Regions from separate parts of the Homo sapiens genome. Here regions 1 and 3 are each linked to region 2. Evidence: chromatin contacts called from ENCODE Hi-C or POLR2A ChIA-PET data. All regions are on one chromosome and are shown on one strand. The core of a region is the stretch at or near the end of the contact, and the rest is flanking DNA. Distances in the headings are between cores, read along the strand shown. Region 1 holds the start of GAS1RR (GAS1 adjacent regulatory RNA). Region 2 holds the start of CDK20 (cyclin dependent kinase 20). Region 3 holds the start of ISCA1 (iron-sulfur cluster assembly 1).

Region 1 (2,873 bases), core at 1-2,500, 1.0 Mb before region 2:
CTCGGCGGCAGCTTCTCGGGTGACCAAGAGCCCGGGGAGCGGATCCGCTGAGCCCGGCTGCAGACTCGTTAGCAGCGAGGCTTTAAATACAAAAGTGGGCCGGGAGCCCCCGCGTGGTGCCGCGGTGCCCCCTCATTATGCATGCATGGAAAAGCAAACAAACAAAAACATTAGCAACGCTCCTCCGGCTCGCCGAGCCCCGGCCCCGCGCGCTCCGAGCCTGCCCGCTTTCTCCTTTCTCCACTCTCTTTCGCCCTTTGCTCGGCCCCCTTTCCCGGCTTTTCGAGATGCTATTGGTCCTGCCTGTTGTTGTTGAAAGTTTTTTTTTTTTTTTTTACGAGCCGCTGGAGTGGGGTTGCGGAGTGGGGGAGGGCGGGAGGGTGGTGGGCAGCTCACATTCAGGCATTCAGGGCTTGAAAGGAACGGCTTAGGGAGCCTGACGGAGGCCCGGAGCTCCTCCTACTCTTAAGGAGGCTCGGATATGCAGCCCCAGCTCGCGCACAGAACCAGCGGGCAGGGCTTAGGGGCAGCTGTTTGCATCCGGCTCAGCCACGGGCCTTTTTTGTTTGTTTTTTTTTTCTTTTTTTTTTTTTTTGTAGTTTTATTAATTCTCGCTGGCCCCCATCTGTGCTTTCGACTGGATTCAGAACTCAGTTTATCTTCCAGGCTCCCTGTCTTTGGGTCTTGATCACCACAGAGGGGAAGGGGAGAATCCAGAGATAAAATGTGAGACTGAAACTGTTTTAAAGAAGCATACAAGAAAGAAGCACACACTTTATTAGGGAGATGTTGATGAGATGCTTACAACCCGCCCGCCACCCCCCAGCCCCAGCTAGGCCATCTGGCAGGTACCGCCCGTGCGCCAGGCATCGTTTTCAAATTGCAAGACCGAAATCCAATCAACCGAAATAATTTCTTAGGAAGATAAGCTTGCAACACGTGCAATAATGAAAAAATTTAACTAGCATTAAAAATATTCAGGAATGTCGAGCAATTACCACCTGGCCGCAGTCACAGGACAGAAGACGGAATAAATGGGCACGCACCAAAGGTTTATATTAAAGTGTAAGTTTCAGCCCCTCAGTATATTTAAGGGAGGCTGCTCTGCAGAGGAAACCTCTGCCTTCTCGGCGAGGGAGTTTCCGAGCTACCTTAACTGGGGCGCAACGCAGCCTTCCGCCACCAGAGGCAGCGGGCGTCTGCGGCCTGTCAAAAACTGGCGCTTTTTTCCTCCCCTTTCCGTGGAGAGACTATCAACTCCATCTGTCACAAAAATTAAGGCTAAATCTCCTCTCCAGAAGCAGAGGGAGCCGGGGCTCCGACGCGCTCAGCGTCGGGCTGTCTGCCTCTCCCTAGAGGCCAAGTGAATTTGAAATGGCAAAAGTCACAGCCGGAGGCCCAGCACTAGGAGATTCCTCCGGCTGCGGGAAATCTTCCTGTACCTGCTGAAGCTGCTGCGTTCCTCAGAGGCGCTTGGTCTGCCGTGGGAAGCTGCACCTCTGCAGTCCCCAAAACCAAAATCAAACCTTAAAAGAGCCAGACTGAGGTAAGGCGGACCGTCTTGCTCTGATTTGAGTATTGGTAGACAAACAGCAATATAAATCGATACTAAAAAAATCCAGAAAGGCTGCAACTTCATGGCACATCAAAACAACCATATCCCTGGCTCTCTGTCTCTTTTTTTTTCTCTATTATTTGGAGTTGTCCTCTCAGTCCGGCCTGGAGGACTTGGACAACTCAGACACCTTCTCTGTGTCTGGGATCCCTCCACAGGTAAGGTTCGAAGCCAATTAGACAATTGAAAAATCCCCTCTTGTCTTTAAAGCTTTGTTATTTTAGGCCCATAAGGAACAAAGTCAGCACTCGGTTTCATCTTTACTTGAATTTTTGTTGAGTTCCTTTAGAATAGTGGGACCCAAACCTTAGCACGTATCCTAAAACTCAGATCCCTAGTTTTTGGAGTTTCTGATTTAGTTGGACTGGTGGGTCCCAAGAATATGCATTTCTAACAAGTTCTCAGGGAATGCTGCTCTCAAACTTTGAGAATCACTGCTCTCAAAGTTAACATGTTTCTTTTCTGTGTTGTTGCTGTGTTTTTGGTAACACTTGCCCCACCTTGGCCTTGATACAGCTCTCAGTGGGGTTTAAGGGAGGCCCAAGAGCTCTGCATGCTTTGGGGACTTCTGCATCCCAGTCACATAGCATTAGCATTGCAAGCCTGAGGGGTTCTCAGCCCACTTTTTACTGTGTCATTTCCATTCACCACAATAGGCTATACTGTCTTCTATCTTAAAAAAACATAATAGTAAAACCTTCTAGACTCCACGTCCCTATTCAGTCACTATCCCATTTTCATGAAAACTTGAAAATCTTGCTTTTACTCACTTTCCCCACTCGATTCACTCTACATAATCGAGTTCCATTCGATTATGTAGAGTCGCTAGTGACCAAAACCTTGCTCTACCTGATTGTCACTTCTCAGTCCTCAGCTTATATGACGTTTCAGCAGCATTGGCCATGACTGATCACCTCCTTTTCAAAGCGCTTTCTAAAATTTTGGCTTCCGAAACTCCATACTCCCCTGTTCTCTCATTTTACTGCCTGGTGGCTCCTTCTGTCTCTCAACTCCTTAGGTAACCACATCTAGTGCCTTGATTTTAAATTGCATCTCCTAATTTGATGTTTTCAATCTCAGTCTTTCTCTGATCTCCATATGTATATATTCACTTGGTTCCAAGGACATCTCAAACTTAAGCTTCCCCAAGAGCACTTCTAAATTTCCATCCCCAAAACCTATTTGTTTACTGGGCTTACTGTGGTAGATACCCTCCAAAATTGGTCTCCATCACTTTTCTCCCTACCTTTACATCCTT
Region 2 (2,789 bases), core at 235-2,734:
ATATATAATATTTCCAAACAAAACCCAGATGACACAAAATTTTATAACATGCTTTTGTCATCCAATATATCATGCATATCTCCAGATCACAGAGACCCAACCCTGTTAACTCTCCAGGGAGTCAAATACATTCCCTATTTCGACATGGGTGAGAGAGAGCACCAAAAGAGTAATGACACTAGGGGTGAAAGATGCCCCTCTTCGTGTTCCAGCAGCCCCTCCCGGTACCCTATCACAGCACGAACCACACTAGGTGGGCCCTGTTGCCTCTGTCTCTTGTTAGCACACTTAAGTCCTCAGGAGCTGGGCTGGAGCTGGTTTCTCTGTGTCACCAGTGCCCAACACAGGGTAGAGCCTATGGGAGGTCCCAAGGGAAGAATGGACTCTCAATCAAACCTGGGCCAAACCCTCTACTGACTAACGGAGGGCCCAAGAGCTGGTGACATAACCTCCTCCTCTCACCTGAGAAACAGAGATCTGGAAACCTGCCTTGTACAGTAGTAAAGAGGTCTCAAAATGACAATGTATATAATGCCTGCAGAACACATCGGGAGCTCAATAGGTGCTAGTTACATTATAAATCACTACATGTTTTGAGAAAAAAAGTCGGTGAATGAATGAATACATTAAGAAATAAGTAGGCAAATGAGAGTGAATGTGTGAGAAATGAAAGAAATAGGTAAATAAAGGTGAACAAGTGGACAAAAAAGGGCAAAAGGGGGTAAGGAGGCAGATGAATGAGCAGTGTGTGTGAGTGACAGCGGGAGGAAATCCCTGAAAGCTGGTGAAGGCGTAGCTGGGAAAATGAAGGCACAAAGAAGTGGGAACGAGCGACTGAGGGTGAGAATACCATGCCCCCCCTCCCCTACTCACATACTGATTGTCCTCCATCTCCTGCAGAGCCTTAATCTCCCGCAGGGCCTGGTTAGGGAAGCCGTCCTCCAACCGCCTTAGGGCCACCTTCTTGAGGGCAACTATCTCGCCAGTCTGCAGGATAGAAGGCAGACACTGCCAGCCCACCCTCGGCTGGGAAAGAGAGATGAAGGTGGGTGAGGGGAAGGTGGTTGAGAGAGAGACACGCGCCCCCGGCTCGGCCAGAGGCCCTCCTCGGGGGTCTAGGACTAGCCTGGGACCCAGCCGCTGGGGTAGGGGACCAAGCCAGCTGTGCGGAGGGAAGCGCAACGGCCCAAAGTAGGTTTAGAATATGAGTAGGTTTTAAAAACTGTACTGGATGTAAAAAGGGAACCGAAACAGTTTAGAGCGTTAGCCGGAGGGTGGCGGGGGCACACCCCCGCCAGGCTGCCGGCCGCGGTCCAGCCTCACCTCCACGTGCTTGGCCTTGAAGACGATGCCGTGGGCGCCCTCCCCGATGCGGCCCAGGATGCAGTACTGGTCCATCCCGCTGCAGTCGTGGGCCTGTGCCCCTGTGCCCCTGAACTTCCAAACTCCACTTCTCCTCCACCCCACGCTGATCTGAGCTCGCACGCTGTTGCCTAGCAACAGCGCGGCAGCTGACCACTGGGGCGGTTCCTGTAGGCGACGTCACCAGGAGAACGGAAGCTGCGTCGAGTCAGGGGTGACAGCTCCGGGCCCCACTGCGCCTTTTCCTAGCCCTCCGCTGTCACGCAGCAGCAAGCTTAATCCCGCATAAAAAACGCATGCGCCGAGAGCGTGCCCGCAGCAGGGCCCACGGAACGATGACAGCAGGCACCTCCTATCTGCCCCCGCCCCCGGCGTCACGTGACTAGCTGCGCTGGTGCACGCAGCCGGGAGGGGCGGGCTCCTTCCCCTGGCAAGCCGGAAGCTCCGCACCTGTAAGTAGAGGTTCAGGCTTCGACCACGCGCAGGTGCTGTTTTCTAGCTCCGAAAGCCAGGCACTATTGATGCAGACAGACAGGTCCCGGGCTGCGTTGTGGAAAGAGGGTCTGTGGGTCCTCTTGTCTTAAAATGTCAGTTGGCTACGTGTACCCACAGATTTTTAAAAGGGCATACTCTGAGGGCCGGGCACGGTGGCTCACGCCTGTAATCCCAGCGCTTTGGGAGGCTGAGGCGGGCGGATCATCAGGTCAGGAGTTCGAGACCAGCCTGACCAACATGGTGAAACCCCGTCTCTATTGAAAATACAAAAAAAATTAGCCGGGCGTGGTGGCGTGCTCCTGTAATCCCAGCTACTCAGGAGGCTGAGGCAGAAGAATCGCTTGAACCCGGGAGGCAGAGGTTACAGTGAGCCGAGATTGCGCCACCGTACTCCAGCCTGGGTGACAGAGCGAGACTCTGTCTCAAAAACTAAAACTAAAAATAAAATAAAAGGGCATACTCTGACCCAGACAGGACAGAGTAGGCCTTAAACTTCTGAAAGGATGCTCAACTTCACATACAATAAACAAATGCAAACTAAAGTTACAGTTTTTCACATATTGGATGGCTAAAGATCTCAGGTCTAATAGTTCATTGACCAAGCTACGGGAAAACAAGCACTTTCATACATTGCTGGTGGCAGTATAATTTGACGATGTTGATCAAATCACAAATGCACAGACCCTCAGACTCAGCAAAGCCACTTCTAGCAATTTCCCCAATAGACACCTTTTACACATGTGAAATGACATGTACAAAGTTATTCCATTGCAACGTTGTTTCAACGGCAAACTATTGGAAACAACACAGATGTCCATCATTGTGGTGCCTCCTTCAAATGAGGTATTAAATCTTTTTATGTACAGCAATGGGAAGATTTCTAAAATAGGTTGTTAAATGAAAAAGGCAAGATGCAGGACAGAATGCATAGA
Region 3 (2,799 bases), core at 128-2,627, 1.7 Mb before region 2:
CATCCCACGGTGTATGAAAATAAGCTTGCTCCTACAGAAAAGAGGTAATATAGAATGATACATAATCAGTACACTAGTAGTACCATATATAATCAGGGTAATATCAAAGGCCTAAAAAATTGATTATAAAAATAAATTCTCTCACCTGATCACAATTTTCTTCTACTTTGCTACAAACTTATTTTCTGGTAATAGGCCCTTTTGGCATTAGATGCAACAGAATCGATGAGTCAATTTAAATCGTTTTTTTTCCCAGTCTCTAAGCGAATGGTTGCATAAAGTCGTCTCCTTCACTAAAAGGGGAGTGTATGTAGGAACGTGATCATAAATTTTTCTTTTGGGGTGAAAGTATTTTGGAACTAGATAGAGGTGATGGTTGCACGACACTGTGAATGTCTTAAATGGCACTGAATTGTACCCTTTAAAAGGACTAATTTTATGTTATGTGGATTTTCCTTCCACTAAAAAACTGAACGGTGCGGCCGGAACACTGAGCTCAGTGAATTCTCTAAGTAATCAATGGTTGCACTCTGGTGCCCTCTGAGTGTTTGACCTTTCACCCAGAAAAGGCTGTAAACTCACTCTGGGAAATCATCTTTTGTCCTAAGAGCCTAGGCTTGCTAGAGGCACAGAGGGAGTTTCAAAGGCCTCAATCACCCAGGACACCGGCAAGTAACGCTTTGCGCGCCGCGGCCGTGACCTCGGCAGGAGCCGGGGGCTTTGTTGTCGCTGTGCTCGCCCTCTGCGAACGCTGTCGCCCCGACACAGCGGTCCTTCGGACAGCCTGGTCCCTCCCCACCCCACGCACCTCCAGGCTAGGACTCCGGGCCACCACCGGGAACCCCCGCCACCGGGCACGTTCAGCCTCTGCTTAACCGGAACGGCCGAACAGCGCAGGCCGGCAGGAGTGTGGAGGCGATCGGCCCCCGGGGACGCCCACCCCCGGGATCCCCTCCGGCCCGCACGCGGTTGCCGCGCGGCCTGACGGGAAACGTAGTTTCCGGGGCCAAGAGAGCAGCCCCGCCCGGGACTTGTTTATCGTTGCAAAGAGGGGCCGGAGGCGAAGGAGGCGGCGAGGCTGTGCGGCGGGTCGGAGCGACGCCGAGGTCTGACGTGTCCGCGTCCCTGCGGCCCCACTCCCGGCCGCCGTGACCTCCCCTTGCACGGGGCGGACACGAGCAATGTCACGGGCCCCGCCGCGCGCCGCGAGCACTCACCAGGGTGAGGGCTGCCCGGGTGGGCTGCAGCTTCCTCTTGCTCACAGCCCGGACAGTTGCCCGGACTAAGGAAGCCGACATCTTCGCCGTCCCGGCGCCCCGGTGCCTCGGGCCGAAGGTCGGCCGCCTCAGCTTCTCTCCATGGACACGGCGGGCGCATTGACGCCACAAGCTTCGGCGCACGGCGCCCTCAGTCCTAGCCCCGCCCCCCGCCGCCACCATTGGGTGAGTTGCATGAGTGACGAGCCGGGGGCGGGGCAAGCCGCTCGGGGCGGGGTTTTGCCGCTCAACGCCGGGGGTCTAGCAGCTGGGTTGCGCACGGTCTCCGGCAGTGGGGTTACCACGCTGCAGGGCGCAGGGCCCGGGAGGAATGTCTTCACCGCCGAGGACGGAGTCGGCGTGACGTCGGGGAGCGGGCGGGAGGGGGCGAGGAATGACCTCAGACCTGCTGACTCCGGATGCACGTAGCTTCACCACCTGCCCCCGGGGCAAGGTGCAGCGTCACCCCCTGCTTTAATACTCACCGTGACAAACACCATCATAGGCGGTGACACTTAAGGACGCATAAGTCAACCCTGCACTGGGAGCTTATGCTCTCAAATGCAGAGTGATCGTTCCGATGCCCAGACATCTACATCCATTTTCATTCTTCTTTTGTGGTCCAATTAGGCTGTTCTTAAGAGCATGGCGTTACCGCAGAGTTGTATAATCGCCACCCTCCACCCTTCTCCCCAGCGTGCTGTACTGCTGGGGATGCTGAAGGGTGGTGACTAATGCAGTTTTCATTCTGGTGCTGAACTGGGAACCAACCCTACTTGAAAATGTGACTGGGCAGCAGTGTGAATAGTCACATTTATAGCGAGCAACAATTACTCGATTTAAAACGTGTTGTCAGACCTTGTCCTGGCTGCTCAGGGGCTTAATTCTGCCTTTTGATGCAGTATTCCTGAGCACCAGACACTGCACAGGCGCGGTACCCAGGCATACACAGGAAGCCAGGTAAAGAGGGGCCAGGGAAGAATGAGATACTGGCAGGACAGGGCTAGCAGATGAAGAGAGGAGGACATCAAGACAGGTGGCATTTGTCATTGAAGTGCTAGAAGTGAAGGAAAAAGGGCAGGAGGGGTCTATGAAGCAGTCCTGGGGAGGACAGATTCGCAGTGTTTGAATGTGGGAAGAACTAATCAGTGAAACATTTTTTAAAGCCAAGTTTATCTTCGATCTCCTGCAGTTTCTGAAAGGATAGTTCAAAATTCCATCAAGTAGTTCTGACTTCCTGCTACAGAAATGCAATCGCATTGACAATAAGAGGACGCTTTTTTTTTTCCCCTAAGCCTTATCTGCACATAAACTGGGGGCCGGGCGCGTGGCTCACGCCTGTAATCCCAGCACTTTGGGAGGCCGAGGCGGGGAGATCACCTGAGGTCAGGAGTTCGAGACCAGGTTGGCCAACATGGTGAGACCCCATCTCTGCTAAAAATACAAAAATTAGCCGGGTGTGGTGGTGCACACCTGTTATCCTAGCTACTCAGGAGGCTGAGGCAGGAGAATCGCTTGAACCTGGGAGGCGGAGGTTGCAGTG

The links. A loop is a pair of places that touch in the nucleus more often than their neighbours do. ChIA-PET counts read pairs that join two places held with the same protein, here RNA polymerase II (POLR2A). Pooled maps may share reads with other maps.
Region 1: a map of naive thymus-derived CD4-positive, alpha-beta T cell shows a loop between it and region 2 (16-fold over the local background). The contact joins the promoter of GAS1RR here to the promoter of CDK20 in region 2. A Hi-C loop is called at or near these places in 2 of 168 maps with a recorded cell type or tissue (CD4-positive, alpha-beta memory T cell and naive thymus-derived CD4-positive, alpha-beta T cell) and 8 of 50 pooled maps.
Region 3: a loop to region 2 is called in a map of CD8-positive, alpha-beta T cell, with 7 times the contacts of the local background. The contact joins the promoter of ISCA1 here to the promoter of CDK20 in region 2. A Hi-C loop is called at or near these places in 4 of 168 maps with a recorded cell type or tissue (CD4-positive, alpha-beta T cell, CD8-positive, alpha-beta T cell and naive thymus-derived CD4-positive, alpha-beta T cell) and 5 of 50 pooled maps. POLR2A ChIA-PET finds 5 or more read pairs at or near these places in 1 of 52 experiments (activated CD8-positive, alpha-beta memory T cell).

The regions. Positions count from the first base shown.
Region 1 is chr9:86,947,448-86,950,320 of GRCh38, forward strand. GAS1RR (GAS1 adjacent regulatory RNA) reads left to right here and starts at 1,251. Exons shown (of 7, transcript NR_049794.1): 1 at 1,251-1,546. It overlaps GAS1 (growth arrest specific 1), which reads right to left and starts at 59. Exons shown (of 1, transcript NM_002048.3): 1 at 1-59.
Region 2 is chr9:87,973,049-87,975,837 of GRCh38, forward strand. It overlaps CDK20 (cyclin dependent kinase 20), which reads right to left and starts at 1,485. Exons shown (of 8, transcript NM_001039803.3): 1 at 1,324-1,485; 2 at 874-987. The coding sequence starts at 1,398. It overlaps LOC105376131 (a long non-coding RNA gene), which reads left to right and starts at 1,587. Exons shown (of 3, transcript XR_930088.2): 1 at 1,587-1,814.
Region 3 is chr9:86,281,161-86,283,959 of GRCh38, forward strand. ISCA1 (iron-sulfur cluster assembly 1) reads right to left here and starts at 1,378. Exons shown (of 4, transcript NM_030940.4): 1 at 1,218-1,378. The coding sequence starts at 1,298. It overlaps LOC124902194 (a long non-coding RNA gene), which reads right to left and starts at 921. Exons shown (of 2, transcript XR_007061634.1): 1 at 809-921; 2 at 1-293. RefSeq lists a silencer at 759-1,058 and enhancers at 1,229-1,378, 1,499-1,778.